4 separate regions of the Homo sapiens genome follow, and regions 1, 3 and 4 are each linked to region 2. Evidence: chromatin loops called from intact Hi-C (ENCODE). Cell type or tissue: gastrocnemius medialis. All regions are shown on one strand.

The links. Hi-C counts contacts between places; a loop is a spot of excess contacts. Peaks named below come from ENCODE experiments on the same cell type or tissue, not always from the same donor. Only the 100,000 strongest peaks of a DNase experiment are listed, where the experiment ranks them.
Region 1: a loop joins it to region 2, with 11 times the contacts of the local background. A loop is called at or near these places in 3 of 110 quality-filtered maps.
Region 3: a loop joins it to region 2, with 8 times the contacts of the local background. A loop is called at or near these places in 3 of 110 quality-filtered maps.
Region 4: it touches region 2 in a loop (4-fold over the local background); 4 of 110 quality-filtered maps call a loop at or near these places.

The regions. Positions count from the first base shown.
Region 1 is chr12:117,530,730-117,538,729 of GRCh38, reverse strand. It overlaps KSR2 (kinase suppressor of ras 2), which reads left to right. Exons shown (of 20, transcript NM_173598.6): 11 at 7,023-7,064; 12 at 7,717-7,789. Among named protein-coding and RNA genes, the nearest start is that of NOS1, 170 kb to the right of the region's middle. In gastrocnemius medialis, no CTCF peak of the experiment used is centred here; a DNase peak (open chromatin) is centred at 4,879; H3K27ac peaks cover 2,872 bases.
Region 2 is chr12:117,438,051-117,446,050 of GRCh38, reverse strand. No RefSeq gene overlaps it. Among named protein-coding and RNA genes, the nearest start is that of NOS1, 80 kb to the right of the region's middle. RefSeq lists promoters at 6,365-6,504, 6,158-6,504. In gastrocnemius medialis, CTCF peaks have their summits at 3,766, 3,968 (motif pointing right), 5,979 and 6,208; DNase peaks (open chromatin) are centred at 4,120, 6,140, 6,731 and 7,560; H3K4me3 peaks cover 3,486 bases; H3K27ac peaks cover 5,127 bases.
Region 3 is chr12:117,363,049-117,371,048 of GRCh38, reverse strand. No RefSeq gene overlaps it. Among named protein-coding and RNA genes, the nearest start is that of NOS1, 5.4 kb to the right of the region's middle. RefSeq lists a promoter at 7,645-8,000. In gastrocnemius medialis, CTCF peaks have their summits at 3,633 and 3,843 (motif pointing left); a DNase peak (open chromatin) is centred at 3,838; H3K27ac peaks cover 1,163 bases.
Region 4 is chr12:117,519,211-117,527,210 of GRCh38, reverse strand. It overlaps KSR2 (kinase suppressor of ras 2), which reads left to right. Exons shown (of 20, transcript NM_173598.6): 13 at 92-140; 14 at 1,992-2,359. Among named protein-coding and RNA genes, the nearest start is that of NOS1, 160 kb to the right of the region's middle. In gastrocnemius medialis, no CTCF peak of the experiment used is centred here; DNase peaks (open chromatin) are centred at 3,440, 3,828 and 4,460; H3K27ac peaks cover 2,872 bases.

The DNA.
Region 1 (8,000 bases), 93 kb before region 2:
TTAAAAATTAGCTTATCGGTTACACTAGCCACATTGCAAGGGCTCAGTAGCCACATGTGGCTGGTGGCTGCCGTACTGAATGGCTCAGGTGTAGAACATTTCCATCATCACTGAAAGTTCCATTGGATGCTCTGGTCTAGCACCTGATTTCCTCCTGAGTCAACAAGCTTCACACTATGAAAAAAATCCCAGGTCCTTGGCCACAGTTCACACCTCTAAGCTTAACCAGGCATGAGTGAGTGGCCAGGAGGCAAACAGAGGCCCCACCCCACACCTGGGCGGCACCCACATGCAACCATCCATCCATCTGAGGACAAGCCAATCACAGCACCTGCCCACACTGTTTTGATTTGGGTTATATCCACAGAGATGGCACATATTTTGAATTCTTGGAACTTTGGGTTTTTTGTTAAGTTCAAGTCTGAATTTAACAGCCTCATATCCACCTAGTGTAGGGGCCACTCATCTGGCAGCCACCAAGGACTGCAATGTGAGTCACCAGCTGAATCGTCTTAGTAAATGCCACCGATTCATTGCCCGGCACTTCCACAGACAGAAGGCTCCCACCGCCATCTCCAGGGTTGTTCATTTTTACTTCTTCAGAAGGGGATGAAGGGAAAAAAAAAGACCGTTAGACTTCCCATGACCACCCACACCTGGGGGAAGTGAGCCCGATGCTTTCCAATAGCCACTTCACTCCCTGGAGACACTGACTTCAGGAGTATTTTCTCTGAAATTGTTTGGCACTTATTTATGGACCAAGGGATGGGGAAGGGCCGTTTTATGGGAGAACTGTGCACAAAAGGACCACAGCTCTTTTCATCCCTTAAAGAATCTGCTGGCATCTTCAGACAAGAGACCTGCCTAGCCAGGAGTAATCAGGGTGTCCCTTAGCTCCTTCCTTCCCTCAGCCAGAGTCTTCAAGAAGGGGTGCCTGACAATTTGCTGTTCTAGCGTGCCACCTTATCCCCATCTGCTCCATGACAGGCCATGACAAGGTCCTGGCCCTCTTTGGGGACTGGGCTAAGGGGTCCTTTGGGTAAAAGCACTTCAGCATGGCAGTTAGAGTATGGGTTCTGCAGCCAAGCTGCTTAGGTTCAAATCTCAGCTTTACCACTTAATGTCTGTGTGATGCTGGACAAATAACTCGCCTCTCTGGGCCTCAGTGTTCTCATCTATAAAATGGAGATCATAATAGTACCCACCTTAGATAATTGTTTTAGAAAGAAATGGCATAATACATGGACAAAGCTTAGCAGGGTGACAGTTTCATTGAAGACCTCAACAAATCTGGGCTCCTTGGATTATTATTAAATACAATAATAATAAAGTACAGTGGCTATCTTTATTTGCATTTCTCATCATCACTGCTAATTAATATGAGGACCTAGACAGAATTGTAGAATGAAAGATGAAATCCCCATATACCTTGACATAGGAGTATGAACTGAACTCAACATTTGGGGAAGGTAATTTGGCATTTTCTGTTAAAGTTTTTTTGTTGTTGTTGTTGTTTTGAGATGGAGTCTCACTCTGTCACCCAGGCTGGAGTGCAGTGGTGCGATCTTGGTTCACTGCAACCTCCACCTCCCGGGTTCAAGCAATTCTCTTGTCTCAGCCTCCTGAGTAGCTGGGACTGCAGGTGCACACCACCACACTCAGCTAATATTTGTATTTTTAGTAGAGACAGGGTTTCACCATATTGGTGAGGCTCATCTCGAACTCCTGACCTCAGGTGATCCACCCACTTTGGCCTCCCAAAGTGCTGGGATTACAGGTGTGAACCACCATAGCCAGCCCTGTTAAAGTTTTAAATGTGCATTCCTTTGACCATTATATCACTTCTAGGACTTTATATACAGAAACGCTTGCACTAGGGTGCAAAGATCTGTGTGTAAGGACTTCACTGTAACAGTGAAAACTGAAATTAACCCAAATGCCCATCAAGAGTAGGTGGTGAATGGTTGAATACACACATATATCCGTATAACCAAATATTCTGCAAACTTTCAAAGGAATGTAGTACTCTATATAGATTTCCTGACATGGAAAGATATCCATAATGTTTCTTAAGTAGAAAATAAGTGATTTGCAAAGTCATCAGTATAATATTCTATTTATTGTAAAATATTTACATATATATATGTCTGTGTACCAGTGTGCATATATGTGTTGGCATGTGTGCAGTAAAGTCTAGAAGAACTTCATGGCAGCTGTTGAGGACAGGGACTTTATCTCATGCACTTCTACGATATATATGAGTGTGCATCCATTTTAGAATCGAATAATAATAAAATTCAGTGCTGAAATGGAAAACAAAACAGAACCTTTTGGAAGTACAGTTGGGCCTACCCTGTGTCTTAGGTGGTTTTAGCAAAACACTCCCAGGGTCAAGAGTACCTGTCGTGTTTGTACAAAGATCTGGCTAGCTGTCCCACTCTTGACTGGGAGCTTCTGTTGATGAAAAATGGAGCTTTGCCTGTGGGTCCCTGCCAGATGTTGAGTTTTCTGAAGGCTATTTAAGCTAAAGCTTAGGCATAACAATGTCCCCAGCACTGATTCATCTAGAACATTCTTGTCCAAAAGGGGCTGGGGGGGTTGACCAGCCATTTAACTCATTTGTTAATCTCAGGACATGTGGTGAAAAGGATATAAGAACCCCAAGAATGGCGTGTGCAGCCTCGGTGGTATTTGTGACTGTGTGCTGCCAGTTGGGTGGACCTCCTGTTATCAGCCTTTCCCTGAGTCCTGGGGCCATGTGGACATGGCTCAGTATAAGGTGACATCAAGAGTGCTGCATGGACAGACAGACCTGGAGTTGGATCCCAGCTTTGCTCCTTGCTAGCTGTGTGATTTTGAGCATGGTATTGCTTCTGTTTAGGTCTGTTTCTCATCAGTAACATGGGGCTAGTTCACTGCTACTGATGAGCAGAGTTGTGGTAGCATCCATCATGGCAAGACAGATGAAGAGGCTTCGAAAATGATTGTCTTATGGGTTTCTGAGGCTGGAGTGTTCAAATACCTTCTTTCTTTGGAGCCAAATACCTTCTGTCTTTGGAGCCACCTAGAGCCATCTTGAAACACACACACACACACACACACACACACACACACACACACACACAACTCCAGGAAATGGTGAATTCTAATGGCTCAAAGGGAGAAGAAAGGAGGTGGAATCTGCCTTTGGTGGAATTTGCAGGATTTCTGAGACCTCACTTGGGCCATGTGGGCTCATGAGAGTGTTTCCTCCCTTTCCCTTTCCATCAGTCTCTCCTGAGTGCCTCTTTTATGCTCATCACTCTGTGCCATGATCTGGTTTACATACTCACTTGTTAAGTGTCTGTCTCCTCCATCAGAATGCCAGCTGCATGAGACTAGGCAATGTGTCTTCATTCACCACTCCACATTCAAAGCCCAACATGTTGCCTGCAACTGAAGGCACTCATTACATGTTTGTTGAATGAATGAATGACCTGAATTTCATGCACTGCCCAGGGCTGCAGTTTTTTCTCTTCAAATTTTCTTCTTGGCCCTCAGACTGTGTTCATCCATTCATTTTGTTAACAGTATTTATTACGCATCTACTGTGTACCAGCTACTGTACTAGGCACTAGGTTTGGACCAGGGAACAAACCAGACATGGCCCCTGGATTCACTTCCTATTGTTATTGTAACAAATGACCACATACTTTGTGGCTTAAAAGCACACAGGTTTATTATCTTATGGTTCTAGAGGCCAGATGTCCAAAACGGGCTTCATTGGGCTAAAAACCGAGATGTCAATAGGGCTGGTTTGTTCTGGAAGGTCTCAGGGAGAATCCATCTCCTTGCCTTTTGCCAGCATCTAGGGGCTGCCCACATAACTTTGCTTGTCGCCCCTCCTCATTCTGGCCTCTGCTTGCATGATCACATCTCCTTCTCTGACCCTGCCTTCCTCTTCTGAGGACCCTTGTGGTGACATTGAGCCCACCCAGATGATCTAGGATAATCTCCCCACCTCAAGATCCTTAAGTAATCTCATCCAAAGAGTCCCTTGTGCCATGTAATGAAATGGATTCACAGTTTCCAGGGATTAGGACCTGGACATGTTGTAGCGGCAGGGGCAGGCATTATTCTGCCGACAACAGCCCCAGTTCTCATGAAAAGTATAGCTTAGTGAGAAAAAAAGGTATTAACCAAATAAACATATGCATGAAAATAGGATTATAGATTGTGATGAAGGCTGTGATGGCTAAGAGCCTTTGCTCTTAGCTAAGATGGCTAAGAGTCCTTGAGCAAATGCAAGAGAACAGATTTAGGTTGGAGGGTCACTGGATGGCTGAGTTTTGCAGGTGGGGGAAGTAAGGCAAAGGCCCAGCCACAAGAAGGGGCCCAAGTGCCATAAACAAGGGAAAGTGGCCTCCAGAGAGACTCAGAGCTACAGGGTCTGGTCCTGGCAGGATTTTAGATTTTATGTGAGACTCCATGGGATGCAGTTGAAAGGTTTAGGCAGAGAATGACTTGACCTTTCTTCCTTCCTTCTAGAAGACCACTCTGGCTGCTCTCTTGGGAGGCCTCAGGGTAGGCATGGGGGCTCCAGAGGGGAAGCTGCTTCAGAGTGGCCTGCTTGTCTCTTTGACTTCATCTGCAGCCTCCCAGGTCCTGAGTCATCTTGGATGCCAGAAAGCCCGGAGCCACTCTGCTCTCCTGAGCAGCCCACTCAAGGTCACCAGTTGTTCTTTAGAGCCACTTCTTGATGGTGTCTGTCATCAGCAGGAAGAACAGGTCTCCCAACAATGTCTTTCTTCCTCTTCTGGTCATATGTTTCCCTTTCAGTCACCAGGAACGAGTTGTTCCATGGCACATGGGGAGGAGTCAAGGAGGGCGTTGGCTTCGGGTGTGGAGGCATTTGCTGGTGTCCTGTTGCCTGACACCTGTCCCTTCTCGGACTCTCTGAAGCAGCTCCTGCTCTCCGTTGCCCAAAAAGAACATAGCTGTCAGTGAACCTTTTCTGCAGACACTGAATCCCCCATCACTGTCAGAGCTGTGGAGGGAAAAGATCAGCCAAGTCTCTTGAGAGCCTCGGGTCGTCTTTCCTGTTTTAATTTTAGCCCCTTGTTGACTAATAAAGTAGTTGTATGTAATAAAAAACTTCTGTTATCTAATAGTAAAACAGTCCCTGAAGTCATGGAGGGTGATTTTCTTTTAAAGCTTTGCTCTGTGACCTTGAATAAGCTGCTTCTTGCCCTGGACATCCCATTTTCCAGAATCAAAAATGGACTCCAACTATTTGATATAATCTGGAATTGGACTAAGCCCAAGGTTTTTGCTGTTTCATCTGTGATAAAGAGAGTTGGTTAATTCAACAAATGTGTGTTGCACACTGACTGGTGCAAGGCACAGAACCAGGAGTTTGAGGTCCTGAGATAGTAGGACTTACTCCCTGTCCTGAAAGAAACTATCAATACATTTCAACCTCAGGGAGAGTGTTCCGTCTGCTTCCCCAAAGCAGAAGATTTCATTAGCACTTGGAACTATGTGATTGTCTCGTGGCTATAAATCATTCTTGTCTATTAGTTAAGAGAGCTTAGAAATGTGTTTATTTATCTCACAGCTAATATGAATTCAGCACCTTCAATACACTTTTATCTCGTAATGATGGTCCTTGCCCTTTGAGGAAGGGACTGTTATTATCCTCATTTTACACGTGTGGACAGTGAGACTTGGAGCTTCTACAAATAGCCAAGGGCAGAGCAAAGATTTGACCCTAGAGGATCAGCTTCTAGACTCTAGGCTCTGAGCTACTGTGCTAATATTTGATAAAGCAACTCCAGTGGTGGCTTGTCCCTGAATGTCATCAAATTGTTTCTGAAAGTGGATTCACCAATACAGACTCATCTGACTATATCCCTGCCCTCTTCATTTACTTAAGGACACAAATCTCTGTGTCCCCTGCCCCCAACACCGCTTGGCCCCCTATTCCAGGCACTATTCCCCAATGGAGTAAGTGCTAATGTTAGAAACCTTTAAGTGTCCGAGACCCCTGGCCTCTGGCGAGTAGATTAGAAGTAAAAGGAATTGTCAGGGAACTGGCAGTGAAGTCCAGAAAATTTCTTTTATAAAATTTTTTCCTAAATACAGAGGTTAATTCATGCTTGTGGTAGGTAGAATAATTCGCAAAAGATGTCCATGTCTTGATCTCAGAATCTGGGAAGATGCTGCTTTACAGGACAGTAGGAACTTTGAAGATATGATTAAGTTATGGATCTTGAGATGGGAGGATTATCTTAGCTTATCTGGGCAGTCCCTAAATATAATCACAAAGTCCTTATCAGAGGGAAGCAAGAAGGTCAAAGGCAGAAGAAGGAGATGGCACAACAGAAGCAGAGGTTGGAGTGATGGAGCCATGAGCCAACAAATGCAGGCAGCCTCAAACAACGGAAAAGACAAGGAATAGATTTTCCTGGAGCCTTCAGAAGGAACTAAGCTTGATTTCAGCCCTGTAAGACTTATTTCAGACTTTTGTCCTCCAGAACTGTAGGAGGATACATTTGTGTTGTTTTACTAAGTTTGTAGTAATTTGTTACAGGCACAAAAAAGAAAACTGATACGATGCTCGTTGCAGAAAATTAGGAAAGTACAGAAAAAGCACAAAGGATTTTTTAAGCCACTGTAATCATTCTGCCAAAAGGGGAAAAAATTAATATTTTGGATTATGGCTTTGCAGAGTTTTTCTGTGTGTGTGTGTGTAATTATGCATTTCACAAAAATGGTATTGTAGTCAGAATGTCTGTTTGAGTTGGAGCAGTCTGATTTTAGGGAGTGTGAGATGTCAGATGGGAGGGTCGGCATGGATGTTTAGAGTTCTGGTTTCTTTACACATGTTTGCAGTCCCTTGTCTGCAGGGATGTCTGCAGAAGTATGGAAACTCTTGAAGGTGGGCAGAGAATGACCATGTGGTGGCTGTAAGAGCTCAATCTGGTCCCTGAAGCGATGTCTCCCTGGGGACACTCACTTTGATGTTTTCTTTCTTTTGCAAGCATCCCACTACTACAAATACAAGCAGCAGTTCATCTTCCCAGGTGAGTTTCATGTGAGCTGGAAGCAGCCCCTTCTGAACAAGCCCCGCTGCATTGCAGGAGTTTCTGGGATGAATGGAGGCAGATGTTGTGGGGGTGCCTAAGATCAAAGAGGGTAGTGGAGTCACCACACTCCAGGATAATGGCTGAACATGGAAGTGGAGAAGAAAGAGTGGGCACAGTGGGACCCAAGGAGGTCCCAAGGCACCGTGGAAAGGCCTGAGAGGGTGGAGTGCTGTAGAACACTGGGCGAGGGTGAGGAGGGGTCTAGAGCCATGTGGCAGGAAAGAGATGGTCATAGGGTCCTGAGCTGGGTACTGAGAGGATGTGAAACCAAGGGGCTTTATCATCCCAAAGGGAACCCAGGAGAAAGAAAGATTCAGAGATGACCAATGAATGCTTCAGGCTAGATATTTGAGGGTTCTGGCAGCCCCCTATTCAACAATGAGGAATTTTGTTGAGGATGTCATCCAGAACCCTGGTCCAGCTGAGCAGGTAGAGTCCAGGTGGTCCAGGAAAGGAGAAAGGAGATTGGCCAAGGGCAGAGATCCAAGATCTGGTGAAAAATTGGCTGCCATGTCGCCCAGGAATCAGGCCTTTGCGGGGGTTGTGGACTTCACATTTTTTTTCTGAGTGTTCAATCTCTGGTTTTCAGATGTGGTGCCGGTGCCGGAGACGCCGACCCGGGCGCCCCAGGTCATCCTGCATCCGGTGACCTCGAATCCAATGTAAGTGAGACAGAGACATCTTCCCCCTTTCCCAAGCTTCCCAGCCCTGGCCCTACAATCCACTCAGGTTCCCTATCTTCTTTCCTTCTCTTCCTGGAACTGATGGAGTTGGGGGCAGAGGGAGATGTACAAGGGGGTCAGAGAGACATAGGGAATAACTTAGGCAAAGAGAAAGGGCGTGACAGCTCAGACAGAGAGATGGAGAGAGAGG
Region 2 (8,000 bases):
ATTCTACGCATGTAACAAAATATCGCACCTACACCATAAATATGTGCAAATACTATGTATCAACTTTAAAATGTTTTTTTAGAGTCCCTGGATTCTGGACTTGGATACCAGGGGTTTGAACCGCCGCTCTTGGTCTCACTGACTTGGGACTCTTAGAGGTTGCCATGTATGTGTGCCCTTCCCCCACCTCTGCAGGCTTTTGCTTCTAACATTCTAACAACCGCTCCTGTAATTGTCATAGGATCACTTTTTTTTTTTTTTTTTTTTTTGAGACGAAGTCTCACTCTGCTGCCCAGGCTGGAATGCAGTGGTGCAATCTTGGCTCACTGCAACACCCACCTCCTGGGTTCAAGCGATTCTTCTGCTTCAGTGTCCTGAGTAGCTGGGATTACAAGCACATGCCACCATGCCCAGCTAATTTTTGTACTTTTAGTAGAGACAGGGTTTCACCATATTGGCCAGGCTGGTCTTGAACTACTGACCTCAAGTGATCCACCCAACCTGACCTCTCAAAGTGCTGGAATTACAGGCGCGAGCCACGAGCCCATCCACCAAGCATGTTTTAAACATAAATTCCATTGCATTCCATTGCAATCAAACAGCAATAATTGTTACCATTTATTGAAAGTTGCTGAGGGCTCATTGAGTCCCCTCAAAGGCCCCATGAGGTAAGCACTGTTGTTATGCATGCCCATTTGAGAGGTGAAGAAACTGAGGCTTAGAGAGGACTGATTTGCTGTAAGTCACACAGCAGGTAATACAGCAGGCAGAGCTGGGATTTGAACTGGGGTCTGAACGCCAAACTGTGCTCCTAAATCATTGCTTTTAAGAGTGTTAGACAGACTCAGGGCTGCATTTCATTTAGGGCTAATTATTTCCCACTACTCAGGCAAGACCCTTCTGAAGAATCTGACCGATGCTCTGTGAATTATGAGGCTTTCCAGTCTGGCTCGTAGCAACAGGCACTCTTCCCAGGACTGTGTGAGAGGCTGTTTCCTCTAATCCCCTCAGATGGTGTCCCCAGCCTTGGGCAATTTCCTCTCAGTCACCATCAGCAGTCAGCTGAACCCTCAAGGGGACCTCCACAAACAATCATTGAGGACCCACCCACCAGGGGGATAAGGCACCAGGTGCTGAACGCCTGCTCTGTGCTATGGGGCTTTATACTTAATCCTCCAGTAACTCTCTGAAGCTGTGCTGTCCAATGCAACTGCCACGAACCACAGGCAGCTACTTCCACTTAAATTAATTACAATTAAATAAAATTTGAAAACCAGTTCCTCTGTCACACCAGCCATATTTCAAGTGTTTAATAGCCACGCGTGGCTAGTGGCTACCACCTTGGTGTCCATGTGTCCATTACGGCAGGAAGTTCTAGGGAATAGCAATTCATCCCCAATTCACAGATGAGGAAACTGAGGCTCTGGCTCAGGCTCCTGTATGATAAAGCCAGGATGGCACCCTGGCCTCTGATTCCAGCCACTCTGATTCCAAACTGCCTCTCCTACAAAGGCCCACAGTGGAGCTCAGCTCCAGGGACAGAAAGACAGATAAACACAGAGGAGCCCAGCCGAGCATTAGAGACAGACAAGTAATGGAAAGTGACAGTAGAGTGTGGCAACCCTTAGGATCTGTGGGCTCAGGGACACCTTGCCCATTTTGCTGAGAATATCCTGCCTCCTGTCTTCATTCCCTCAGTCAGCAAAACTTTCCAGATCGGCATTCCCCAAACGGGAGCCACTGACCACACGTGGCTACTGAACCCTTGAGATGTGGCTGATCTGAATTGAGTTGCAAGTGCAAAACACACACCAGATTTCAATGAGGTGCCAAAAAAGACTAAACTGTCTCATTAATAAATTTTAATTAATTACACACTGACATGATAGTTCTCAATGATACTGGATTAAAGTGTATTAATTACTGTAATTAATGCTGCCTGTTTCTTTTTACCTTTGAATGCAGCTACTAGAAAACTTACAATTATATCTGCAGCTTGCAGTATTTTTCTGGTGGTCGCTGCTTCTCTGAAGGTCCCAATCCCTGTGCTCTGCAAGAGGCCACAGAGTAGAACCAGAAGAGAAATCTGCAAAAGTCCAGGAAAGAGACTCGCTGCTCTAGGCTTGGTCTATGCAGCTGCGCATGGGCTCAGCATGGGAGGTGCTGGAAGCCGCGCATCAGAGGGCTAGGTGCACCGATTGGGAACCATAAGCAAGTGACTGGTCTTTCCTGTTTCCTCCTCTGTAAAATGGAAATAGTAATTATCCCTGCCTCCTGGAGTTATTTTAGAGGTTAAGTAAATTAATGAATGCAAAGTGTCTGTTGCATAGTTGGTGCTTAATAGATGACTATGATTTCCAACCAGGGACAATGTTATTACTACTTCAGGGTCACTGGCACTGTCTAAAGACATTTTGGGATGTCATAAGTGGAGGCGGAAGGGAGGTTATTACTGGCATCTAGTGGGTAGAGGCCAGGGACGCTGTTAAAATCGTACAATGCACAGGACAGCTCCTTGCCACAGTCATCCAGCCAAATGTTAACAGGGCCAAGGTTCAGAAACCTAAGGCAATGGCTATCACTGTGATTAACAGGATTAACACCTGTGGAAATTACCTAGTTAAAAGTCCAGTCGTGAGTGAGACCCCATCTCTGAAAAAGATGAAAAAATTAGCCAGGCGCGGTGGCACATGCCTATAGTCCCAGCTACTCAGGAGGCTGAGGTGGGAGGATCACCCAGGAGTTTGAGGCTGCAGTGAGGCATGACCACACTACTGCGCTCCGGCCTAGGTGACAAAGCAAGACCCTGTCTGATATGGGTTGGCCGTGTCCCCACCCAAATATCATCTTGAATTGTAGCTCCCATAACTCCCACATGTTGTGGGAGGGACCCGATGGGGGGGTCATTGATTCATGGGGGTGAGTCTTTCCCATGCTGTTTTCATGATAGTGAATAAGTCTCATGAGATCTGTTGGTTTTATAAATGGTAGTTCCCCTACACAAGCTCTCTCTTGCCTGCCGCCATGTCAGACGTGACTTTGCTCCTCCTTCACTTTCCACCATGATTTTGAGGCTTCCCCAGCCACGTGGAACTGTGAGTCCATTAAACCTCTTTCCTTTCTAAATTACCCAGTCTCGGGTATGTCTTTATGAGCAGTGTGAGAACAGACTAATACCCCGTCTCTAAAAAATAAAAATGAAATTCCAATCGTGAGACGGTAGACTTCACGAAGGCAGAAATTTTTATCAGTCTTGATCACTACTATATCCCCAGTGCCTAGGAGACAGCACATAGTAGGTGCTCAGGATATATTTGTTGAATGAAGAGACAAATGAATAAAATGGCAGGGCTACTTGTTGTCAAAGTCTCATGTGGTCAAAGCCAGAAAGAACATTCTGATCTGTGCATATATGAATATAAGAAATATTTGCCGACTGCTATGTGATGTGCTCTGTGCCACACACTGGAGGTATGATGGTGTAAACAAGACCCAGAAGGTAGAGCTCAGTCTGGTGGATACATCTGACAGATGAACAGGCAATTCTGGAGTCCCCTTTATAGCATCCTGCTGGAGTTATTTAATTGATGAGAAGCTCATTCGCTCACAAGGCAGCATACTCTGTGATTCTTATAAGAATATTCTTAGCCAGGCGTGGTGGCTTATGCCTGTATTCCCAGTACTTTGGGAGGCTGAGGCAGGTGGATCACCTGAGGTCAGGAGTTTGAGACCAGCCTGGCCAACATGGCAAAACCCCGTCTCTATGAAAAATACAAAAAAATTAGCCAGGCATGGTGGTGCATGCCTGTAATCCCAGCTACTCGGGAGGTTGAGGCTGGAGAATTGCTTGAACCTGGGAGACAGAGGTGGCAGTGAGCAGAGATCGTGCCACTGCACTCCAGCCTGGGCAACAGAGCGAGACTCCTTCTAAAAAAAATTATCTTTACTAGAGACAGCCACCACCACCAGGGTGCAGTCACCTGAGCTTAGAGCCCTTCCCTTGTCATCTCAAAGCCCCACTCTGTCCCCCAGGCACCTGCCCTATGCCTGGCTTGGGAGGGCCCCATGGCTAACAGCCCAGCCAGCTGCTTGCTCCCTTCTCATCTCTGCTTGACAAGCCAGGCTGGCTGAGTCACAGGCTCAGCTTCTCCCAACCCACGTGGGGTCTGGGTCTATGCCAGGGGGATGAGCGCCTGCCAGAGTGCCCGCAAGTCAGACCAAAAAGAGCCCATGAGCTTCACTGAGGATCAGACCTAAGAACATTCTGGAATCCCATGCTCTAGCTTGGAGCTCCCAGAGGGCCAGATGGCAGCAGACAGGTATGTAATTCTACCAGTGAGAAAACCAGGGCATCCAATGTGTTGGGGAGAACCTGCATTGCCTGAGAATAGTAATATAATAATTATTATTGTTATATGTTGTCATGGCTAATTATTGCTATTTATTGTCACGGTTAATTATTAAAGTGGACAGCCATGTCTGCATTGGTCACTGCTATATCCCCAATGCTTAGAAGGGTACCTGGCACATAATAGGTGCTCAGTGAGTTCTTCTGTGGAATAAATGCGTGAACAACAACAATAATAGCTACTTCTATTTGCTGAGCACATAACACAAGGAATTAATATTTATTTTTGTGGGGGTTTTACATTTGTCTGTCTCCACCACAGGGGCATGAGTGACTGACTTTGGTTTTTTGGGGTTTTTTTTGTTTGTGTGTTTGTTTTTTGAGACGGAGTTTCACTCTTGTTGCCCAGGCTGGAGTGCAACGGCATGTTCTTGGCTCAGTGCAACCTCCACCTCTCAGGTTCAAGTGATTCTCCTGCCTCAGCCTCTTGAGTAGCTGGGATTACAGGTGCCCACCACCATGTCCGGCTAATTTTTTTGTATTTTTAGTAGAGATAGGGTTTCACCATCTTGGCCAGGCTGGTCTCGAGCTCCTGTCCTCAGGTGATCTGCCCGCCTCTGCCTCCCAAAGTGTGTGAGCCACCGCACCTGGCCAACTGACTGTTTTTACAAGAATATTGTTCCTGTAAAAATTATATCCCCAGCACAGTGACCCATGTCTCGTAGGTGCTCAATAAATGTTGTTGAATAAAAAGGCAGGTGCTGAGTATTATCTCATTTATTTTCACGCAGCCCAGGCAGGGTGGGAGCGCCCGGGAGCACATTTTTAGAAAGGAGAAATTGAGACTAGAGAGTAAAATGACTTCTGAAGGTCACGCAGTTTGTGAGACTCAAATCAGAGCCAGGATCTGAACCCTGTGCACTTGCGGAACCTGTGTACTCCTCACTGCTGAGTCCCGCTGCTGGCAGTAAAGACAAAGAACAGGGTTGGGGGCCTTTGGCAAGGGCTCCCAGGGCAGAGTGGGGCTACTTTGGTACTCCCTCATCCTGCCCTGTGAACCCAAGTCACAAAGCCTTTTCCATGTGATGTCCCATTTGGGGTTCACAGCAGCTGCAGCCAAGCCCAGAGAGGTGGAGTAACTTGCTCAAGGTCACACAGCAAGTTGGGCACAGGTTTTCTGACTCTATGTCCAGTGCTCTTTCTCCTAAACCCCAAACTGTGGCTCAAACCTGGAGCCCTAATATAAGCAGGAACACATGTGAGTCAGGGAAGAAGGCTTGTATTTTAGCAGTGGACTTTACTTTCCCTGGCAACCTGCCCCAACACACCTGGTGGCAAATCCACGTTCCGTACTTTGCTGTGTGACTTTGAAAACTGGCATCCCCTCTCTAAGCCTCAATTTCCTCATCTCAAAAATGGGGATGACATTATCTATATTGCAGGTGGCCATGAAAATCCCTGACTCAATGTCAGATACAGCTGAATGTGTGTTCTGGCTCTTCTACTGTGTGACCTTGGAGAAGAAGCTTAGCTTCTCTGAGTCTCCGTTTCCTCATCTTGCAAAGTGGGTTAATAAATGCCCACCTTTTGGGGACACATGAGATTTAAGAGGGGACAGTGTGGGCACCATGCCTGGCCTGGTGCATAGTAAGTGTGCAATAAAAGGTAGTTCATGGGATCCTTTGTGACTGCCGTGGGTGGCCTCACTCAGGATCCGGCGGGCACAGCCTGGTCCCTGCAGACACAGTGCACTCGATCCTGGCTGTCCCCAGCCAGCTGGGGGGAAACCTGAGCCACCCTCCTCCTGGGCAGACGCTGCCACTGCTGCTGCCACCTCTAAATGAAAGAAAGGTCAGAGCCTGGGGAAGCCAGGGCCATGCCATGGAGGCAGCCGGCAGGAGAGGAAGGGAGGGGTGGCCGGTGACTGCCTGACTGCCCTTGTCTCTCCCAGGGAAGCCTGAACTGGCCTGGTCTGGGTGCAACCCCCCTGCCCAAGGCTTGGCCTCCCAACCCAGCAGAGCCGCCTCCCAGCCTGCCCCTGGGGAGGGGCCACCTGGTGTCAATTAAACCCCAGTCGCTCGGCCTGCACCACGCCAGGCGGCTGATTAGTGCCGCTGGCCTCTCCAGATGGGGAGCACTGTCTGAGAGGGGGTGACCGCCACCATGCCAGGGTGAGGCCTTGCCGGAGCTGGTGAGTACCCAGGCGGGGGCTCAGCTCCCCAGGCAGGAGGACCTGGTGTGCCCGAGCTGGGCATCATGGGGTGGAGGCTTACCGTAGGGCTCATTTTCCTGAAGCGTTACAGGGCCTCACAGCATCCCTGACCCCGTCACCTCAGCCTTACATTAAGGGTACACAAGGGGACCACAGGCCAGCCCCGTGTCCTTCCCCTCCAGTCACGCAGCCGCAGGGGCTCCCCCCAGACAGTGTCAGGAGACCTGATGGGTGAAGGAGGGATCAGTCGGCACAGTTGAGGCTTTAGGGTTTCCACTCTGCCCTCATTACCCCCAACAGAGCTGGTTCTCCCTGCTGGCCTGTCTGGGACTCTAAGCCTGGGTCCCTCCAACCTGCCAGCCTCAGAGCTCATGCTGTGGGTGGCACCATTGCTCGGCTGGCATGAGACCCCTGTGGGAAGCAGGCGTGGAGAGGCTGCTGTACTGGAGGCCGGAGCTGAGGGGGAGGCCACGCGCTTCAGAGGGCCACATGTCCTGGAGCACGACTGAGGGCCAAGGAGGGCCCTGGCCAGGATCCACAGATGCTTTTAGGGGCACCAGTGCAGCCTGCACACAGGGCCACTCTGCAGGATCTCAGCCACCTCCTGGTTCCTTGTGGAGAGTTGATCCCAGCAGGGACAGAGGAGGAGGTGGCTGCCTGCTCATGGGACAGATGTTGGGGTGGGGGGGACACAGGGAAAGCTCACCAGTGCCTCCAGGAAGTGGGGGGGACACATGAGTCGTCCTTGAGCCTGCACTGTCTGTAAACGCTGAGCCTCAGCTCCTGGCTGGGAGAGGTTCCGTTATCCATGAGAGGGTCCCTCGTGGTGACAGACAGTGTTATCACTTGGTGGTACCACCTGGTGGTCTGTGGCCACTGCCTGCCTTGGTGGAGGCAAAGTGTGTTTGAGATAGGATGGCAGGGCCTGGCCTGGGGAGATGGAACATCACTGAGTGTCCGTCCGCATGCGCGTGCTATCTGGGGTGCACATCGCTGAGTGTCCTTCCGCGTGCACATGCTGTCTGGGGTGCATTTTGGTCATGCACATCCCTGCAGCCCATTCTGTCCAGCAGGGCATAGTGCCTGCTCTGTGTGTGTGTGTGTGTGTGTGTGTGTGTGTGTGTGTGGTTGCATTTGATGCCAAAGCCATGCAGAGGAGGGCTCCGTGACAGTGTCACAGAATCACTGCAGACGGCTCCTTCCAGCTCAGTCTATCTTGGGGGTGTTTCCCAAGAGCAGCGCCCCCAGAGCTTCCTGGAGAGCTGGCTAGAGACTCTCCCAATTGTGCATCTTGGGGAGTTTCACTTGCTTTCTCTCCCAGATTCCTTTCCCAGCTGGCTAACGCCAAGCCAGGCTGGTGGCTGGACCCGAGGACTGTGAGTATGAGACAAGAGGAAAGGGATGGGGGCAGCTGCAAGGGAAGCTCAGCTGCTTTCTGGG
Region 3 (8,000 bases), 75 kb after region 2:
TTCTCATTCTTCCAAAAAGCTCCCACTTTCTGCCTGACAGCATGGCTAGAGTGTTCAGTGGGTCTCTATCTTTCACCTTGACAAGCCAACTGCAAGCCCTCTGAGGCTAGGACACGATTTTCTTTTCCATGCCTGGAGTAGCCAACACACTGTGCTGAAGGAATGAAAGAGTGATGGGGAGGGAGGCTGACTAGTGTCAAGAAGTGTGAAGGATTGGAGGCTTTACCCTACATGCAAGCCAACAATTTAGCTGCCGAGTTTTATGGATGTTGGCAGAAGACATGAGATTCCTGGGTCAGAGACATAGGATTTTATTACTCACAGCAACAGTAATAACCAGGGTATCAGCATTTGTGCCAGTTCCTCAATCCCCAACACAAAGAGGATCAGGTGACATGGATTGGATTACAAGAGAGGAAACCCCATCCTGTATACTGGACAAACCTGCCCTTTTTTCCCGAGATAGTATATTTATCATCCTGGAGAGTACACATGCCTGCCCTTTGCTCTGAATTGAAACATTATTTCTGTCTTCCAAAGCTGTTCTCTATATAAGCATCTTAAAAGGATAGTCTGATAAAAAGGCAATCAGTGCCTCTGCTGGCAAGACATAGAGAAATGCAAGAGATACATAATCTCCCAACAGATATGGATGGATGGAGGGATGGATGGATGGATGGATGGATGGACGGACGGACGGACGGACGGACGGACGGACGGACGGACGGACGGACGGACGGATGGACGGACGGATGGACAGATGGATGGATGGAGGGATGGAGGGATGGATGGATAGATGGATGTATGGATGGATGGATTGGTGGATGAACTTCTGGGTTGGTGGATGGATAGACGGATGGATTGTTGGACAGACAGATGGGTTGGTGGCTCGTTGTCTGGCTGGATAAATGGATGGATGGGTGGGTGGATGGATGGATGGATGGATGGATGGATGGATGGATGGAAGAATGGATGGATGGATGGATGGATGGATGGATGGATGGATGGATGGGTCAGTGGGTGGCTGAATGGATAAGTGGGTAGATGAGTAGGAGGATGAAAAATTGTGAGGAAGTCCTTTTTAAGCTGTGTTCCTGGAAGTCCTAAGTGCTCCAGGGGCTCCCCGAAGGAGGACAGGGCAGTCAAGAATCTTGCCCCCTGCTTCATGATTCCTCAATAGCTCCCCTTTCACCTATTTTATATACTGGCTTCTGCATACAATCCCATTAGAATTTTTTTAATGCCCCAGCTAAAACAAGTTTGAAAATTATTGATATAGATAACTGATTCCCAAATTTGAAAATGCACCAGAATCACTGGAGTCTTCTCGAAATGCAGATTGCCAGGCCCCATGCCCAGGGCTGCTGATTCACTAGGTCTAGAGTGGGTTCATAAAATTTGCATTTCTAGCAAGTTCCCAGGTGATGCTGGTCTGGGGAAAACACTTTGAGAGCCACTGGTCTAGAGAAATTGTCCAATTCCTCCATGCAATTGAATTCAGTAACTGAATGCCTGGGATGTACTGGCAAACTGCTAGGCATACTAGAGAACGTCAGAATAGATTCGGACATGGCTCCTACCCCTCAAAAGGCTCCTAATCTCAAAACAGAGGCCGGACCCTCACACTAGTAATAACAGGAGGAGAAGGAGCTACCATTTGTTGTGCAGGTACTACGTGCCAAATACTGTGCTAAGGGCTTCAAATCCACTATCTCATTTAATCAGCACAATCCTATGAAGTAGGGATTATCATTTTCCCCAGTTTTGCCAGATGAGAAAGCTGAGGCTCAGAAAGGGTAATTAACTTGCCTAAGATTGCACAGCTAGGAAGTAGCAAAGCCCAGGACTGACTCCAAAGCTTTCATATCACGCCCGATCATTGCACCCTCCCCTCTTCCACACAATTAGAGAAGAGTCTAAGACAGTTTGCTCGCATGTCTGTTTGAATAAATCAAATGTCAAAGCATATGAAGCTAACAGAGCTCTAGGCTGTCAGGCTGTGGAGAAGAAAATGGGTTCTCTCATTAAGGCTTTAAAACTCAGGGTGAGGCCAGCAGGATCCCTTTCCATGGTTCTGGGCAGTGTAGGCTGCAAAGCGTCAGCACACTAGCAGGCTTGGTTGTTACGGCCTATGGACTGTGAGCTCATCTGACTTCCCCATTGGCACTGAGTGCTTCATGAGCCAGAAGCCTGCCTGGGGGTCTTGGTTGCCCCAGCCCCCTGGCATAGTGCCAGGCATGTGGACCACCAGAAAGAGGGGAAAGAGAATGATTATATGTATGCTAGAAGATGCCAGGCCAATAGCTCTCAATGAAAGCTGAATGAAGAAGCCAGATACACAGACAGATTAAAAACAGAACAGCTCTGAGTGAGCTCAGAGCTCAGCTCCCCAACCTTCCCCCTTGACCTGCATGACAGGCAGACCCCAAGACACTGCTGGAGAGCCCAAGGTGGTCCTAGAACAGAGGAAGAAGCTATGCTCCAGTCTACCACTTCTTAATTTTATACATGGTGAAGTTAAGGCCCAGAGGGAGGAGGGGACTTGCCCAAGGTCACACAGCAGATGGAGGCTAGAGTCAAATAAAGAAGTCAGATACCCTGGCCCTGGTTTGGGAGCTTTCCAGAACACTTACCTCTTCCTCTTTCAACCACCTCCCCATTATCCTCCCCTAGGGACTGGTCTCAGAATTTGCCTAATTCTTAGAAATAAGTCAACCCATGTCATCTTTTTTGCACATGTCTGTGATATGGTGGGGAGGGCAGAATTGTAAGAGATCTCTGCTTTCATCTTGAGGGGATGTCACTGGTGCTGAGAAGCTCTGTCATTGAACTCCAGTTATCTGCTGAGCAAGGGTAAGGACCCAGTCCAGCACACTGGGGTGGCCTTACCAGCTCAGGGTAGCCAACTTAGAACCAGAAGACAACCTGCCTCAGTTTCCCCTGGAGAGCTTATTAAAAATACAGCCTCTTGGGTACCACCCAAGAGCTATAGACTCCCAGTCTTTGAGGGCAGGGTCAAGGAGCTGGTGTTCCCCTTCTCAGGGAATTCTTATACATCTGAGAGTTTGGGAGTCACTATTTTACATTCTGATTAAGACCTTCTTTGCCACTCAGACAGCTCCACTAACCAGGCTGAAACCCATTTCCTTGGTCAGAGCTCCTATACTAGTGGCCCAAGTGATTTAGTTGGATGGAACGCTATTTTGGAAACATCTGAATGTGAATGTCTTTAGGAGGGGCATGTGCTCCAGTTAGCCACAGGCTCCACTACTCCCTGATGTCTCCCACCCAGCCCACTTCATGTTCCCTGGAAGTATGTACATTTGCAACACCGGTTAGCACTGGCTTCTCTCTAACAGTGCCTTCAAAATGCAAATACTTTGACCAGCCCTTCATACCCCAGTGCAATTTAGACCATCAGAACTCCAGGCTTAGAGAATTTTTGCAATGTGTTGCCTTTAATTGGGGCGAGATGACCAGGGAATTCTGTAATGAGGGTGAAGGGAATAACCGAAGGACTCAATTGAGGGTATGAAGAACAAACTTAGGACTCCTCTCAATGTTTTACTTGGTCCTCTGGTGTGCTTGCAACCCCCACCCCGTTTCCTGCCTATGCCCTCACATTCTTTTTAATGCCTTCTCTATGTGGACAGATGCTGGGAACTAGGAGATGCAGACAGTTTCTGGGGTGATCCAGCATTCTCAACCCACCCAGGTCAGCCCAGCTTAGCGGGGACCTAGGTTCTGGTCCTGAAAGCTGAATATAGGAAGCCATGGACCTACCTGGCTGGTCTCCGGGAAAACAGGAAGGCTACAGCGAAGGTTTAGCGCGCCATCTGTTGGTCATTTAGGAAACTGCATCTCTGACAAACGGTCTGCATAGAGCTTCAGGCATCTGCAAATTTGCCAGCCGGCTCTCAGGCAAGAAATTGTTTTTAACCTTTCCAAGGTCTCACACCCTTTAAAAAGCCGCTGCACACTTATGAACCTTCTACCCCAGCAAAACGCACTTGCAATTGATTTTGCATATAATTCCAGGGACTTGGCCATCTTCAGGTTAAGATCTTCTGAGACCCAGAGATGCCAAGGAGTTTCCTTGAGCTCACATTGCACATTAGTGGAAGTGCCAGGTCTGGAAAGCAGGTGTTCCAGCCACAAATCTAGTGTTTTTAATGCTCAGGCTGCCTCTTTAAGCCTTAAAGTGTTCTTCCCTCTTTATTCTCTGCCAGAGTCCTGTAAATATCTGGAGGAGTCTTTGACATGCCCAGAAACTATAATGCTCCTACCTCTCCTGGGGGTTCTGGGCTCTCAGACAACCCTGTTCGCTGTTCATTTTTCCTGGGTCCTACAGAAGCATGCCCCCGGCCACTTTAGTGACACCCACTTTGCTCTTAGGAGGCTCAGACCCTGCATCCTGAACTGGGAGTTAGGACAGGAAACTGATCTGTCACTGATAGGCTGCTGCCCCTGGATGAATTGTCAAACCTTCCTGGATCTTGGCCTCCCCAGTGTAAAACGCTAGGTTGGAGGCAGCCATCTCCAAGGGCCCTTCCTTACTCTAACTGCAGAACTGACCAATGGGTGCCATCCTTCACAACAAGCAGGTCCAAATCACTTTCCCAGCCAAATACCCAGAGACAGGGTCAAAAGCATAATTCCTTTCCAGAATCAGAAGCCCTGGGTGGACGGGGCTGCTTAAGGGAGAGAGGGGACCTACGCACCATGGGAACAGGAAGGACACAGAGGAGGCACCCCATGGGTCTTCCAACACCTCCAACGGGCCAGCAAGGCAGGACAATGAGGCAGACCAAGGGGCATTTCTTGGGGATGAAGTAGTGTGGGAAATGGTAAGTGATGGATAAAGGGATGGCTTGGTAGGTTCAAGGGCATAATGCAGAGGACTAGGTATATAGTTGGTGTCTAATAAGGGAGACATTGTCATCACATAGCTGAACCCCAGCTTAATAGTAAACTCTTCTTCTACTTATTTAAACAAACATTTGTTCGGTTTTTGGTGGGAACAGAGGTTCTCAAACTTGAGCATGCATCAGAATTACCTGGCTGGCTTGTTTAAAATGCAGATTGCAGGGCCCCACCCTGAGGGTCTAATTCAGGTGGTCTGAGGTGGGGACTTGGAATCAGCATCACTAGCAAGTTCTCAGGTGATGCTGACCTCATCATTCAGGGAACACGCTTTGAGAACCACTGCCTTGGAGTGACGGATGAGACAGACCACCCTGCCCTCATGAGGGCATTGAACAAGTAAATATCACAGAACTTGTATGTTCTGAAGAGGGACATGCAGAGTGCTTGGGGCTGCTCCCAAGTGGGGGAGTTCGCGCTAAGACTTGAAGGCCGAGTAGAGCCAGCCCAGGAAGAGGGATGAAAATTTTGTGAAACACTTACTTAGAATGTGCCAGGCTCTCTCTCATATCGTTCATCTGCTCCTCCCAGTCAATGTCAGGAAGGTAGGATTAACGCCCATTTTACAGATGAGGAAGGTGAGGCTGAGAGAGAGAAATAACTGGCCCCAGAACTCATGGCAAGAAAGAAGCCCAGGTCTGTTTGTGCACAGGACACCTACCAGCAGCCACATCCCCTCTGCTGCACCCCCAGGAACCCCCTTCTTCCCAGGGGAGCTGCCACCTGGACACAGCTGCCGGACCCGGCCAGCCACACTCTGTCCATTTCCGCCCCCTGAAGCGCTTCAAGTGTTTTCACTGCTGGGTGAATTCAGCAGATGCCTTTCGATCACAGCCTATTAAATTAGCCCCTCTCTGCAGCCAAAAGAAGATAATTATGTTTTCATTAGCCCTGGATAATGTATTACCCCCTCAGTGACAGCCACGTCAGTGAGGCCAGCCTCCTCCCTTCCTCCTCCTGCCCAGGGCTCCGCCAGAGCACTCCACTCCCCTGGGGTCCACCTCTGCACTGAGGGGTGGGCACCAGTGAGGGTCCAGAGTGGCTGGGAGGCTGGGGGGGAAGGGACACCCTTTACACCCATCCACCATCCATGCAGGGGTTGAGGGGTGTGGTCCTGAGAGAAGGACCAAGAATAATTGTTATCACGGTGACCATTTATGAAGTGCCTGCCCTACGCTGATGCCTGGATGGGTCTCAGCTGGTTTGATCTTCCAATAGCTCGAGAGAAGGGTGGCACAACCCTCATCTCCCCCTGAACCCCAGAGAGGTCCTGGTGGAATCAGGTTATTGTGACAGCCCAGAGCAGCTTCCAAGGCACTACACCCAAGGGGCATTTTGGGGACTGTCCCAAGGCCACCTGGTTGATGGTAAAAGTCTCTTCCCTCCACTTGCTGGGGATCTCTGGAGACACTGTCCGTACTCATGTGGTAGGGGTCCCCAAACACCAGGAGCCACTCTCCCCAAACCCTAGACACTCCCCAGATGGCTCTGACATCCTCCCTCTCCCTCTTTCTCCACAAGACAGCGGCGAGGAGGCAGGAAAAGCTCCACTTTGGGGTCCCGAGTTCTAATATCTGCTTTACCACAGATTACCTGGGTGACCTGGAGCAAGTCACTTTGCCTCCAGAGCCTCTATTTTCTCCCTCTGTAAAATGGGAATAAGAAAGGGAGTCATTTCTTACCATTTTTATGATGGTTCAGTGAGTTATACCTATTAAATGCGTGGCTCAAAACCAGCAAAATGGGAAGTGCTCAACAGAAGATGGCCATTGTTCTCTTTACTACCGCAACTAGTGTTGTCCATAGTTCCCGTTAATCCTGGGGAAACCACCAGAGGGAGGGAAGGGAAGTATCTGGCTCTGTCTGTCACTGTCCGTCTTTCTCTGTATCTCTGTCTCTCTTTCCTGTCTCTGCCATTCTCTCTCTGCCAATCTCTCTCTCTCTCTGCCAATCTCTCTGCCAATCTACCAATCTCTCTCTGCCTCTCTCTCTTCTCTTACTCTGTCTCTCTTTTTCTCTCTGCCAATATGTCTCTCTGTGTATTTTTTCTTTCTGTCTCTGCCAATCTGTCTCTCTCTCTCTGCAAATCCCTCTGCCTCTCTCTTCTCTTACTCTCTTTCTGCCAATCTGTCTCCCTCTGTTTTCTCTGTCTTTCTCTCTGTCTCTGCCAATAAGTCTCTGTCTTCCTGTCAATCTCTCCGTCTCTCTCTTTTTCTGTGTGTTTTTTCTATCTCCGTCTCTGCCAATCTCTCTCTCTCTGCCAGTCTTTCTGTGTGTTTTTCTATCTCTGTCTCTCACTGTCTCTGCCAGTCTCTGCTGTCTCTGTCTCTCTCTTTGTCTATAAATCTCTCTGCCTCTCTCTCTTCTCTGACTCTCTCTGTTTGTGTGTGTGTGTGTGTGTCTGTCTGTCTGTCTTCGTCTCTCATCTACACACACACACAGAGGGCACCTCATGGTCCCTGGCTCCACCCGTGGGCTCTGAGGCTCTGTCTTCCCAGATCTCTGTCTCAAGAGCTACATTCTAAGGCTTTGCTTTTAATCGCACCAGGGCACCTGGAAGTGAGGAGAGAACTGAGGGGAGTGGGGTTTCTGTCCCCCTCTCCCCAAACCCAAGCCAACTCTGCCTTCTGCAGGCACAGCCAGCCTTGGCCCGACCCCACTATCTCCACCATCTCGTGGCCGTGCATCCCCTCCCAACCACCCTTCTCCCCAATTTCAAAAAAGCTTGTGCTCCCAGAGAGGAAGTGCCCCTACTCTGAGCTTCTTTTGGCCTTGACCCACACATAGGCAGACGTGGACTCTGTTTTGAGCAGGTGAACCGCCAGCCCAGTGGAAGAGCAGCTTCCCTTCCCCTAGCTTCCTGATTTTCCCCAGTTGCCATGGTAATTGAGGGAGCAGTGTTCTGAGAATGACACCACTGAAACCCAGCGCTCAACTTTGAAATGGTTCGGGCAAGGGACGCTGGACCCAAAACAGGAGGGGACCAGACTGCAAGGACTCAGCTCCAGCCTCAATTTTCTGGGACCCACCCCCCATCCAGCCTGTATGCTGGATTATTCTCATCATCATCAAAATCA
Region 4 (8,000 bases), 81 kb before region 2:
TCCGATCTGGGGATTCTTCGTACATAGCTAAACTCAATATATAGACCTGCCTTTTCACCTAGGGATCACGTTTATTTTTCTTTCTTTACAGCTTGGAAGGAAATCCATTACTTCAAATTGAAGTGGAGCCAACGTCGGAGGTGAGAATCAGAGAGCAGTGAAGCGACATTTTCCAGGGACTGCCCAGAACTTGGCAAAGCCGACTGACGTTTTGGATGACGCAGAGGGCTTGGGGTCAGGTGGGGGCTGTGGTGGCCCTGACTGATGGATATTCTAACTCTGGGACAATTAGCAAGCAGTGGTCCCTCCCAGCACTGAGTCTAATGGGCCATTATATGGCATGCATCATGGAAAAGCCAGTTGTGTGGAAATTGTCAAGAGATTTGCATTCTTAGTGGAAAGATCAGCTCAGGGCCGGGTGAATACCAAGGGGGATGTGCCCCGCTGCCTTCAAAAGAATATGTGGGAAGAGGTGGGGGCCTCAGGGATGCTGGGCTTAGAAGTGTTGAGAATGCTCTGGGGCTTCTTCCCACCTGCCTAAGTGGCTGCAGAAATACATGAAATGCCCTGGCTGGAAACCATGGAGTCCTGGCCCCTCAGCTCTGCAACTGCTCTGGGTCTCATACTGAAAGGAATTGAGTCAGGGCTTCCAAGGAAAATCGTGTTCTTTTCTGGGACTATTTTGGTTGTTGAAAAATGATCCCGGGAGAAATCAATGTCCCCTGTATTGTTTCTCCTGAATGTGCCATCAGGGGCAGCTTGCCCAGGTATTTTGGGTCAGGAAGAGCTGTACCCAGTCAAGAAGCCACCTTCTCAGGCTGTTTCATCAGGTCCCAGGGTCTCTGGGAATCCCCGCTGGCCCTGGCCACCTGCTGCTCCCACAATTCTGCAGGAGAATCCAAGAGGCAATTCGCCCCCAAGCACCCCTAGATATCATGCTGATAAGGTGGGTCCCTACACCTTGAGCATTTAACTCTAGTGGTAGTTACGCCGAAGTACGCCTGAGTCGTGTGTGTGCATGATAAAAATGCAGATTCCTGGTCCTGGCCTGCGGATATTTTGATCCAATAGTGCTGGGTGGGGCCCAGGAATCTGCATTTTCTCGGGCCTCCCAGTCGGTGTTTAATACAGATGGTCAGGTCTGTACAAAGAACTTAACAGGCCTTCATCTAAAACCTCACACCGGCCCTGGGGCAGATTTTATTACCCCCACTTTACAATGAGGAAAGGCAGCCTCAGGGAAGTAAAGCAACTGGCTCAAGGTCATACAGAGGCCAGATTTCAGCTCTCTTTGTCTGATTGTTAAGCCCATTCTGTTAACCCCTCACTCTCATGTCTCCTACCCTCCCAGCTGCTGTAGGAGCCTCAGACAGCTAGCTTGTAGCTCTGACCTCTCCCAGTTTTTGAATCATCAATTCCAAATTCCCTGGGGGAAGCAAAAGATACTCCATGTTGGCAGTTGTCATGTGTTACATGCAGATGCACGATGTACCCATTGTTTTAGCCTGTCTAGCCTGTCAACTTTATCACATGCACGTAAACAGCCAAACCAAAAGACTATGGAAGAATAGGAAGGCCATCGGATATTCAAGTCCAGAGACCTGGATCTTAGTCCCTCTTCTGCCTGGCTGCATGACCTGGAGTGAGTCACTTCCCAGGGCAACATATGGGACTTTCGGTGCTAAAACCAGGAAGATTCCAGCAAACTAGAATGGGCGATCCCTATAACACTTCTCTCTGAGCCTCAGTATCCCCCCATTTAGCACAAGAGAGGTGGATGATCATGATCTCCCTTTCAGCACCTTCACTGTAGTATGATTCTAGACCAGATTCTAGAGCTGGGGAAACAGAGGGACGTATGTCTGCACAAGCTCCAAATGCATGTAGAGATGTGCCCAGACCTACGCATGTGCACGGGACCCAGCAGGACCATGAGGGAGGCTGGGGCAGTGGCAGACACAATTCTGACCTCTCTCCCACTCCGGCCACAGAATGAAGAGGTCCATGATGAGGCCGAAGAGTCAGAGGATGACTTCGAGGAGATGAACCTGTCCCTCCTCTCGGCCCGGAGCTTCCCACGCAAGGCCAGCCAGACCAGCATCTTCCTTCAGGAGTGGGACATCCCCTTTGAGCAGCTGGAGATCGGCGAGCTCATTGGAAAGGGCCGCTTTGGGCAAGTGTACCACGGCCGCTGGCATGGCGAGGTGGCCATCCGGCTGATTGACATTGAGAGGGACAACGAGGACCAGCTCAAGGCCTTCAAGCGGGAGGTGATGGCCTACAGGCAGACACGGCATGAGAACGTGGTGCTTTTCATGGGTGCCTGCATGAGCCCGCCTCACCTGGCCATCATCACCAGGTCAGTTCCACCTGGGCTTCTACCCAGGGATTGGCAAAACTCTGCTTCTGGCATGGTTGAGAAATGGTTTTCTGCTTACTTGACCACTCTGGTTAATAGACCATCTCTAGTTCTACCATGCACAGTTTACTTACATGGTTTAAGATTTAAGATTCCAGAAAATACTTTACTTATTTGTTTTTTTAGAGACAGGGTCTCCCTCTGTTGCCCAGGCTTGAATGCAGTGGTATGATCATAGCTCACAGCAGCCTTGAACTCCTGGACTCAAGAGATCCTTTCGCTTCAGCCTCCCAAATAGCTGGCGCTACAGGTGTGTGCCATCACACCTGGCTAATTTTTTAATTTTTTGGTAGAGATGGGGTCTTGCTATGTTGCCCAGGATGGTCTCAAACTCCTGGCCTCAAGCAATCCTCCTGCCTTGACCTCCCAGACTGCTGGGATTACAGGCCTGTAAGCTACCACGCCTAACCCCAGAAAATATTTTTAATGCTAAAACTCTTTAGCAAAACCAAAGACTACTAAATGGGGAATTAGAAACATCGGGTCTAGTTCCCCCTCTATTCCAAGTATTTGTGTAACAGCTTCTCCAAGAGTCACTTTCTCCATATGTGAAATGAGTATATTCAACTAAATCAGGAGTCAGCCAACTTTTTTTTGTAAGGGGCCCAATAGTAAATATTTTCAGCTTTGTGGGTTGTACAGTTTCTGTAGCAGCTACTCTACTCAACCACTGTAGTCTGAAAGCGGCTATAGACAATCTGCAAATGAAATTGCAGGGCTGTGTCCCAATAAAACGTCATTTACAAACCCAGGGAGTGGGCTGTATTTGTCCCATGGGCCGTAGTCTGCAAACCCCTGATTAAGATTCTTTTTCTTTTTGAGACAGAGTTTCACTCTTCTTGCCCAGGCTGGAGTGCAATGGTGTGATCTCGGCTCACTGCAACCTCCACCTCCCGGGTTCAAGCGATTCTCCTGCCTCAGCCACCTAAGTAGCTGAGATTACAGGCATGTGCCACCATGCCTGGCTAATTTTGTATTTTTAGTAGAGACAGGGTTTCGCCATTTTGGTCAGGCTGGTCTTGTTCACCTGACCTCAGATGATCCGCCCGCCTTGGCCTCCCAAAGTGCTGGGATGACAAGCATGAGCCAAGATTCTGATAAGTGTTACTCTGGTTTTCATGAAAGTTGCAGAGCACATTTGCTGTCTTTACCATTGTGGTTTGGAATATCCAGGATCTGTGGTCTATGGGTACAAAGAAGGGATAGTTCATAGAGAACTAACATTGCGAAAATGTTTCTTGGACTTTCTCAGATTTGCTCTCTGGCCTCTCCCAGAGGCTTGAGGCATTGGGAGAAAAATAGCTTTGGTTTTGATGGAACAGTTGTGAAACAATCCTTTGGTTTGTTTTTAAACTCTGGCGCTGACTCCCCTGTAACATAAGGACTGGCCTCTGCAATGGCATTCTTAGTATGACCTGTGATGCCAAGGGGCTGTTAGGAGCTCTCTCCTTGCTCTACTCAGCTCAAGCAGTGAGACCCCAAATGCACAAGTCTTGCATCTTACCAGGCCCAGAACAGATGCTGTGGGCTCAGAGAAGAGCTGGTGTGTCTTTGATCTCTTCCCTTGTGAGACAAAACCTTCTTAAGTCCACTTATGAGAACTTGGTGATTGGTAGAAGGTACATTATATTCTGTATCCATAGATGATGCAGATGGTGGGTTGACTGGAGTGACTCGTGCTTTGAATGATAAGCGCTGGTGAAAGATTAGAGATCTAGGGATGGGCCTCCAAGCCTCCTTAAATCAGGGTAAAAATGGTGGTTCTCAACTCTGCACAAGACAGAAGTGGCTCTGAAGCAATCAGCCCAGGTAATCTTCAGGGGCTGAGCTGTTCTGAGTTTAAGCTTTTGCTGAGTACTACTCCACAACTTAGTGGTTTCTCTCTATCCTATGGATAGTTCTGGGCTGAGCCAGACTCAGTAGCTGGGTTCTTGTAGTTGGCTGTGGTCAGCTCTGGGTCAACAAGGGGATAGTCAGTCTTAGATGCCCTCATCTGTGTGTCTGCTGGTTGGCAGATTGTCAGGGGATATCCTCAACAGGCTAGCTCAGGCTCATTCTCATGGCGGTCTCAGGTTTCCAAGTGTAGCAAGAGGTCAAGACCTACATCTGTTGGCCAGAGCAACTCCTATTATCCACTAGATTCAAGGCATGGAGACACAGCCTCTACTTCTGAATGGGAAGATCTGCAATGTCCCACTGCAAGGACATGGATGCAGGGTGGGGACAATCTGTGGCTATTTTTGCGATTTACTACAGAGAGGCCCTTAGCTCCCTTTCCTTCCCTTTCTTACCCAGTATATATCATCATCTTTTAGCAGCAGTCAATAGCCTATTACTTGGGATACACAAGTCTGGTTGGAGGGTGGTCTTTTCCCCACCCCTGGCCTTCTCTCCATTGCTCCCATCTTAAGCTCTTATCCCATCTTTCTGTCTGGTCAGTTCCTTACCACCCTCCTGCCTCCCTGTTCAGCATTACCTATGAAGCCTAATCCCCATGCCTCCCTCACCCCCTTCTCAAAGGCTAGCAAGTTGGAAATAGACAAACTCAGCAGCCATCCTTGAAAAACGAGTGGTCATTATGAAAATGTGTTGCTCATCCTGCAAGCCAGCTGCATTTGCGGCCCTCTTCTATTATGTACAAAATTCTGAGCCCCCCTCCCCAAGCGCCATAACTGCCTACAGATTTCACAAATAGCCCAGCCTTTTCCTGGCACCACGATAAAGACTCTGCAGCTTTGGGATGTGTAATTGGTCTCTGAAGTGTTTTGGTATTTTGTGTGAGGATGCCAGATGAGCCCCAAAGAAGTGGCATTGATTCCATATTATTGTGTTGTTATATATTTATCTTAGGGAGGGGCTCTGTGCATCCCTCTTTCTGTTCAGCACTGTCCACTTGTTGGCTCTCCAGGTTTCTTATCTGCACGTTCAGTTTGAAACCAAATATTTGAGTAATTTGATTAATCACTTGCATTCGCACGATTGGCTGGCAGAGGTTGATGGTTGGACAATAGCCAACCAACTGGAACCATTTTTGGACCCTAGATTTATTTTACAGGGAACATAAGACCAGATAATTACCTGGCATATTCTGGATCAATTCACAGTGGCACATTCTAGCCAATTACTTAGTAATTATCATCGAAGTTAACAAGTATTTCTAAGATTAGCTTCCTTGCAATGCAATATGTGTGGCTCTTGGGGAATGAGTAATAACCAACTAGTTACCCAATTGCTATAGCCGCAAATGCTATTAGCAGCAGGATTGCTAAATTGTTTCACAATTGGGTCGTTATGGGATTATTGCAAAGCTATCGACGGTCTGCGCAATCACTCATGTTAAAAACTCCAAGTGAAATCTGAAAGCCAATAGAGTTGAGTGAAAGTGTCTCTCACCCGTCTACCTTGCTACCTAGGGTTTCACAAGCCTTAGTTTCTCCTTCTGTAAAATGAGCAGGTGGAAGCGGATGTTTCTTGCAGTGTCCTGCCAACTCTGACAGTATTCTTTGCTTGTCTGATAATGAGCTGTGTTTGAGAAGCAGCTGGGAACAGTGCTTCTCAAAGATGGCGTACCTGGACCTTCCTGCACCAGAGTCCTAGGAGAGGAAAGTTGTAAAAATGCAGATTCCAGAAAAAAGACTGTGATGGTGGCAGGTGAGGGCAAAGGGGAGAAGGTGAGGGTAGAGAAGCTGTCAGGAGCAAGACTGGAGAGGGCAGGGGTTCTCAAGCCTGGTGGAGGAAGGGGAGCTTTTAATACAGTAACAGTGCCTGGCCCTGCCCCAGAGCAGAGTCTCTCATCTTCAGCACTACTGATATTTGGGGTCAGAAAAGCCTTTGTGGTGGGGACTGTAGGATGTTTGGCAGCGTCCCTGGCCTCTACTCACTAGATGCCAGTAGCACTAAGCGTCAAGTTGTGACAACCAAAATGCCCTCGAGACATTGTCCAGAGTGCAGGGGACTCTATCACACAGCCAGGTTTGAACCCTCAGTTATAGAATCCCTGGTGAGGAGTCCTGATTTTATGCCAAGGGCAGTGAGCAGCCGTTGGAGGGCTGTAGGCAGGGGTGTGACATGGTGTTGTTGGAGGACAAGAATGAGGAAGCCTCAAAAATAAAGGGTGGGTGCACAAAGGGAGATATTTTGCCTAGTGCAAAGGCAACGACAGTTTAAGGAAATGATCTGCTTATCTGCCCTAACTTCCCATTGTAATCAAAGGGCTGATGATCTTGGTGGACACTCAGTGTCCTTGCTTTCACCCCATTTTGCTGCCCTCGGTCAGACTGGCAAACCCTGTGTTATGAAGATCACCATATTAGGGTTGCTGTTCTGACAGTGGGTAAGGCTCTGAACCAGCAGAAGCCAAGCCATGCTAGGTGGCGTGGCTGAGCCTTTTTGCTGAAATCAGTTCCCTGGTTGTGGGGTAGAACCAAGACAGAGCCCTCAAAAATAAACCAAAAAAGCAGCAGATTCCATCAGCTTTCAGCAAGTGCTTCGCTTCAGGCCAGGCGTGGTGAGGTTCTCCTATTTATCCTTGTGCCTATTTTACAGGTGAGAAAACTGAGGTCAGAAAGGCAGAGGGAGCCCTTGCCCAAATCATAGAACAAATAACTGGCAGAACTGGGACTAAGCAAATGTATATCTAAATACTAGTCTGGTAGGTTCCTTCTTTGCCAATGGCCGCCTTAGCTACACCAAGGGGAATGGGCTCCATCTGTGAGCACTTTGGTGACACAGAGATTCTGCATTTTTGGTCATATCACAATCACCTGGAGAAATTGATCACAATTCAGGGCTGAGGCCCCATCCTACTTCAATTAGCTTGGACCTCTATCCTTTTTAGTAAGTGCCAGGGGATTTTGTTCACGCCACAGTTTAAGAACCACTGGCCTATTAGAACTGAGTTTCATTTTTGTAGCCTTGATTTTCCGGTGTTTATGTGCTTCTCCAATACCCTGTAAATTCCTGTGGCACCAGCACAACCATGCACACACACACGTGCACACACACACACGCACACACACACACTCGCTCCTCTTCTATATATACGCTAAATTACACACCATCTTCTCTTCTTTCTCTCCTGTTCTCTTTCCCACATCCCCTCAAAGAAATGCACACACTCTATCTTTCCCTGCAAAACACTCATTCCACAAATATTAGCAGCTCACAAAACTGCTGTGCAGAACTCAGAGAACGTACAGTCCCTCACAGAAGCCCCCACGTCACCCCCTTCCCCACTCCCCAAATTATTTTGTAGAACTCTAAAATTATGTAAATCTGTGCTTCGTATCATGTGGTTCCCTAACCAGCCTTACCTGTGAACTTGTTAGAAATGTTAATTCTCTCTCCCACCCTCCCCCGCTGAATCAGAACCTCTGCGGGTGTGTCCAACAAGCTGGGTTTTAAGAAGCCCTATATGGAATTCTTGTTCATGCTCAATTGTGAGACCTGCTGCTTTAAAGAAAGCGGGTCCTTCCTCCCACCTGGAGCAAACTGCCTTTACAACTGCCAAGAGCTTCGGGCACACCTTGGAAACCTCTTCTCTCAGGCACTAACTGAGAGGTGTGCAGCTGAGTCCAAAATG